Linked DNA regions of Homo sapiens: region 1 is linked to region 2. The links are chromatin loops, found by intact Hi-C in ENCODE. Cell type or tissue: OCI-LY7. All regions are shown on one strand. Links, peaks and the distances in the headings refer to the core of each region. The heading gives the core; the rest is flanking DNA.

Region 1 (2,901 bases), core at 303-2,802, 140 kb before region 2:
GCAGGTGGATCACCTCAGGTGAAGAGTTCGAGACCAGCCTGGTCAACATGGTAAAACCTCGTCTCTACTAAAACTACAAAAAAAAAAATTAGCTGGACATGGTGGCACATGCCTGTAGTCCCAGCTACTCAGGGAGGCTGAGGCAGGAGAATTGCTTCAACCCAGGAGGTTGAGGTTGCAGTGAGCCAAGATCATGCCACTGCACTCCAGCCTGGGCGACAGAGGGAAACTCCATCTCAAAAAAAAAAAAAAAAAAAAAAAAGAAGGCCAGGCACGGTGGCTTACGCCTGTAATCTCAGCACTTTGGGAGGCTGAAGAGGGCAGATTGCCTGAGGTCAGGAGTTCGAGACCAGTCTGGCCAACATAGTGAAACCCCATGTCTACTAAAAATACAAAAAAATTAGCCGGGCATGGTGGCGTGTGCCTGTAATCGCAGCTACTCCAGAGGCTGAGGCAGGGGAATTGCTTGAACCAGGGAGATGGAGGTTGCGGTGGAGCCAAGATCGCACTACTGCACCCCAGCCTGGGTAACAGAGCAAACTCCATCTCAAAAAATAAAAATAAATAAAAATAAAAATAAATCTACTGTATCTGAAATCATCTCATCTTCCATTCTAAAAATAGCTTATTTTGGCCAGGCACAGTGGCTCACACCTGTAATCCCAGCACTTTGGGAGGCCGACACGGGCAGATCACAAGGTCAGGAGATCGAGACCATCGTGGCTAACACGGTGAAACCCCGTCTCTGCTAAAAATACAAAAAATTAGCCGGGCGTGGTGGCAGGTGCCTGTAGTCCCAGCTACTCGGGAGGCTGGGGCAGGAGAATGGCATGAACCCAGGAGGTGGACCTTGCAGTGAGCCGAGATCGTGCCACTGCACTCCAGCCTGGGTGATAGAGTGAGACTCCATCTCAAAGAATAAAAAATAAAAAAATAAATAGCTTATTTCTATTCTCCCTTCATCAGTGCAGACTGAAGTTTGTCTAATTTATTAGTTTTAAATACAAATCAAATTTTTTTTTGGAGGGGGGAGGTTTAACAAATCCTTTCCAATAAGTGATTTTATTTTATTTATTTATTTATTTATTTATTTATTTTTTGAGACGGAGTCTCGCTCTCTTGCCCAGGCTGAAGTGCAGTGGCACAATCTCGGCTCACTGCAAGCTCCGCCTCCCGGGTTCACGCCATTCTCCTGCCTCAGCCCCCCGAGTAGCTGGGACTACAGGCGCCCACCACCACGCCCGGCTAATTTTTTGTATTTTTAGTAGAGACGGGGTTTCACCGTGTTAGCCAGGATGGTCTCGATATCCTGACCTTGTGATCCACCTGCCTCGGCCTCCCAAAGTGCTGGGATTACAGGCATGAGCCACCACGCCCGGCCCCAGTAAGTGATTTTAGCTTTTTAACTTTTTACTTGAGTGACTTGAGACTCAAAGGAAAGTCTCAAGAATAGTACAAAGAATTTCCAAATACCCTTCTCATCTAGATCTCCCAAATATTAACATTTTACCACATTTGCGCAGGCGGCTGATGAAAAAGGTCCCACCACAAGGTGGCAGAGTAAACACGACAGCACCTGGGCGAGGCTTTGTGCAGGCAGGAAGGCCCTCACACCAGAGGCCGTCCCAGGGCTGTGGCATGGGGGCCATTACCCAGGAGAGGGCACAGGGCCAGCTCCTGGGTATCTCTGAGAGCCTTAGGGTCCTTTTGTTGTTGTTGTTTTGATATGGAATCTTACTCTGTCACCCAGTCTGGAGTGCAATGGCACGATCTCCAACCTCCACCTCCCGGGTTCAAGCGATTCTCCTGCCTCAGCCTCCCGAGTAGCTGGGATTACAGGCCCCTGCCATTATGCCTAGCTAATTTTTGTAGAGACAGGGTTTCCCCATGTTGGCCAGGCTGGTCTTCAACTCCTGACCTCAGGTGATCCGCTTGCCTCAGCCTCCCAATATGCTGGGGTTAAAGGCATGAGCCACCGCTCCCAGCTAGCCTTGGGGTCTTAATAGCCACATGGTTTGTCTTATACATGGCCGGCAGATGTTGGGTACAGTTTCCCAGGTATGCACACCAAGAGATCTCTAAATCACTACAAATCTGCATGTACTTGGGCTATGATTCAAACAACTGGGGCCAGGCATGGTGCCTCACACCTGTAATCCCAGCACTCAGGGAGGCCAAGGCGAGAGGATCCCTTGAGCCCAGGAGTTCAAGGCCAGCCTGGGAAACATAGCGAGACCCGTCTCTATTAAAAAATAAAACAGGCCAGGCGTGGTGGGTCACGCCTGTAATCCCAGCACTTTGGAAGGCCAAGGCGGGTGGATCACGAGGTCAGGAGATCAAGACCATCATGCTAGCTAACACGGTGAAACCCTGTCTCTACTAAAAATACAAAAAATTAGCCAGGCGTGGTGGCGGGTGCCTGCAGTCCCAAACTACTCAGTAGGCTGAGGCAGGAGAATGGCGTAAACCCGGGAGGCAGAGCTGGCAGTGAGCCGAGATCACGGCGCCACTGTGCTCCAGCCTGGGCGACAGCTCAAAAAAAAAAAGATTTGTAACAAAATAAAACAACTGGGGCCAGGCATGGTGGCTTACACCTATAATCCCAGCACTCAGGGAGGCCAAGGCAAGAGGATCCCTTGAGCCCAGGAGTTCAAGGCCAAACTGGGCAACATAGCAAGACCCCTGTCTCTATTAGAAAATAAAAAAGGCCAGGTGTGGTGGCTCACGCCTATAATCCCAGCACTTTGGGAGGCCAAGGCAGGTGGATCACCTAAGATTAGCAGTTCAAGACCAGCCTGGCTGGTCTTGATGGTGAAACCATCTCTACTGAAACTACAAAAATTAGCCAGGTGTGGTGGTGGGTGCCCGTAATCCCAGCTACTGGGGAGGCTGAGGCAGGAG
Region 2 (2,901 bases), core at 122-2,621:
GCATGCATCGGTCCCCGGGGGGCTGCAGAAAGGGGGTGGCCGGAGGGGCTTGTAACCCACCCCCACAGGAGTTGGAGCAGCTTAGACCGCTGGGCTGCGGAAAGGGCAGCAGAGGCATCGTTAGCCCCGGTTAACGGGGACCAGGGGTGTACCAGGCATCAACTAACCAGGGCTGGTGACTGAGCCGGGAGTGCGAGCCCAGGCCCGCTTTCCAAGTGGAATTCGGTTCCCCTGGTCCTTCCTGGCTGGCCGGAGGAGCGCGGCCCCCGAGTGAGGCCAGACTGGCTTTGGGGTCCCGACGCCCAGCGCTTCCAGCTGCCCTGGGCCACTGTGCACTTCAGGCCCAGTGGAAATGGGAGGAGCCGGAGGGGGTCACTGGGCCAGGCTCCAGTCTGAGCTGCACGACCCCCCCCCCCACCCCCGACTTGGCCTCTCTGTGCCTCAGTCGCCCTCCCTGCAAAGTGGTGAGGGGCCTTGGCCAGAAGCAGTGGCTCACTCCTGTAATCTTGGTTCTGGGAGGCCGGGGCTGAGGGATCACCTGAGGCCAGGAGTTCAAGGCCAGCTTGGGCAACAGAGCAAGACCCCACCTCTACAAAAATAGAAATTAAAAAAATTAATAAATGGGGGAGAGCGGTGGGAGCCCTGCCTTGCCCATAGCAGTGTTAAGTGGCAGCTTGTGCAACTGTTGAATGCCTACTGTGTGCAGCTGAGCCTACCCCACCAGCCACCCACCCAGTCCCTGTTTGTGACGTACTCTCACCCTCTTCTTCCTCTACTGAGTTGTGAGGTGGGGAAACTGAGGCCTGAGGGGTGGCCTCAAGGCCAAAAAAATGACCTGTGTCTTCTCAAGGGCCCCCTGGGTCAGGCATCAAGGGGTCACGGCAGCGCAGAGTGGAGGAGCAGGGCCAAGCCCTGTAAACACTGGAGTTATTAAGCCAGTGTGCATGTCGTTAAATTTTAACTAAGGGGGGACAGGGCAGGAGGCCCTGGGTTGCCTTCCCTGGGGCGCAGTAGGCTTGGATGTGGGGGGCCGGGAAGGACAGAGTTGGAGGCCTGTGGCCCAGGAAAGGTGGGGGAGAGCGGCTGCAGCAGGGTCCCCACCCCCTCCACCATGGGGACAGTGGCTGGCCAAGCCGGGCAGTGTGGGTGGCAGCTGCCCACTTTGCCGACTAAGCCAGAGGGGACAGCAGCCGCCTCCTGGCTGGATGCCAAGCACGTCCGCCTTCCTGGGTGGCGTGGCCTCCGGGCAAGGCAGAAACCTCGGCTTTCTGGCCAGGAGTGTTCAGGGCACTGCACGTCCAGGGAAGCATCTTGGGGGCTCTTGCTGAACACAGACCAGGCCTTTCTGGGTTCAGATGTCCTCCTGGGCTGGGCTGGCATCCTGAGCAGGTGGCAGGAGGAGCATTTGATTGTTGTAGACTGTCACCCTGACACCATCCCCTTTCCTGGCTCTGCAGGCTGAAGAAGGGCCCCGGGGTCTCTAAGCCTTTGCTGACTCTCTGGCGCCTCCCAACGACTCTTGAGCTCAGGCTCCTGTGTCCACTTCACAGGGGAGACAGGTGTGCGGAGCCCGCCCAGAGCCACCCTCGTTCAAGCCCAGCCCAGCTCTGCTCTAAGCCCTGCTCGGCCGCCACCCCACCCCACCCCCAACCCCCCAGCTCCAGATGTGGCAGGACGGCCAGGGCTGACGAGGGGCAGTCAGGGGAGCCTTGAGCCTAGAAGGGGAGACACGCTGGGCTTCTCAGCCCCCAGAAGTCCGGGACCGCCTCTCCCCTGGTAGTGGGTACCAATTACCTGCGTTGGCCCCCAGCTGTCAGGGGCTGAATCTCCCCAGCCCCCAAGACCTGGAAATGGGAAGGCTCTGGCTTCAAAGCCCCAGTGAGGCCCCAGGCCCCCTTTTAGGCCCCAGTTAAAATTCTGTAGTGAGCTAGAAGAGGGGGACATGGGGTCACAGGGAGGTGCTTGGTAACTGATCATGAAAACCTGCCTAGAGGCTGGGAAGGGAGTAAACTGAGGCAGGGGAGCTGGAGGAAATGAGACCCAGGAGATGGGACAAGAGCAGGCAGAGGTGACATGGGTCAGCCCCAGAGAAAATCAGGATGGGCTGAGCGCAGTGGCTCATGCCTATAATCCCAGCACTTTGGGAGGCCAAGGCGAGAAGATCACTTGAGCCCAGGAGTTCAAGACCACTATGGGCAACACAGTGAGACCCCCATCTCTACAAAAAAGAAAAAAATTAGCCGGGCCTGGTGGCACACACCTGTTCCAGCTACTTAAGAGACTGAGGTGGGAGGATCACTTCAGCCTGAGAGGCAGAGGCTCCAGTGAGTTGTGATCGCGCCACTGCACTCCAGCCTTGGCAACAAAGCGAGACTCTGTCTCAGAAAAAAAAACAAAAAACAAAAAAATCAAGGTTCCTCTGGGCCTGTGGGACCCCATGGGGTGGGCTTCTTCCAGCCTTTACCACGGCTCTCCTTCATACTGGGGAAACTGAGGCACTACATTCAGCACTCAGTGCTGTGCTGTCCTCTCTGTTAGCCTCAAACTCCCTACGACGAGCACAGATCCTTTCTGCATTCAGATAAATGAATACACGTTATTAGAAAAAAATCATAGGCTGGATGTGGTGGCTCAGGCCTGTAATCCTAGCACTTTGGGAGGCCGAGGCGGGCAGATCACAAGGTCAAGAGGTCGAGACCATCCTGGCCAACATGGTGAAACGCCATCTCTACTAAAAATACAAAAATTAGCCGGGTGTGGCGGCGGGCACCTGTAGTCCCAGCTACTCGGGAGGCTGAGGCAGAAGAATCGCTGGAACCCAGGAGACGGAGGTTGCAGCGAGCCAAGATTGCTCCACTGCACTCCAGCCTGGGCGACAGAGCAAGACTCCATCTCAAAAAA

What was found. A loop is a pair of places that touch in the nucleus more often than their neighbours do. Peaks named below come from ENCODE experiments on the same cell type or tissue, not always from the same donor. Only the 100,000 strongest peaks of a DNase experiment are listed, where the experiment ranks them.
Region 1: it touches region 2 in a loop (8-fold over the local background); 1 of 110 quality-filtered maps calls a loop at or near these places.

Annotation. Positions count from the first base shown.
Region 1 is chr7:5,138,632-5,141,532 of GRCh38, forward strand. It overlaps the pseudogene ZNF890P. Among named protein-coding and RNA genes, the nearest start is that of WIPI2, 50 kb to the right of the region's middle. In OCI-LY7, for the core only: a CTCF peak has its summit at 1,544 (motif pointing right); a DNase peak (open chromatin) is centred at 1,570.
Region 2 is chr7:5,283,628-5,286,528 of GRCh38, forward strand. The region is part of intron 1 of SLC29A4 (solute carrier family 29 member 4); the gene reads left to right. Among named protein-coding and RNA genes, the nearest start is that of SLC29A4, 2.1 kb to the left of the region's middle. RefSeq lists enhancers at 190-755, 756-1,322 and a silencer at 1,311-1,605. In OCI-LY7, for the core only: a CTCF peak has its summit at 1,500; a DNase peak (open chromatin) is centred at 1,494.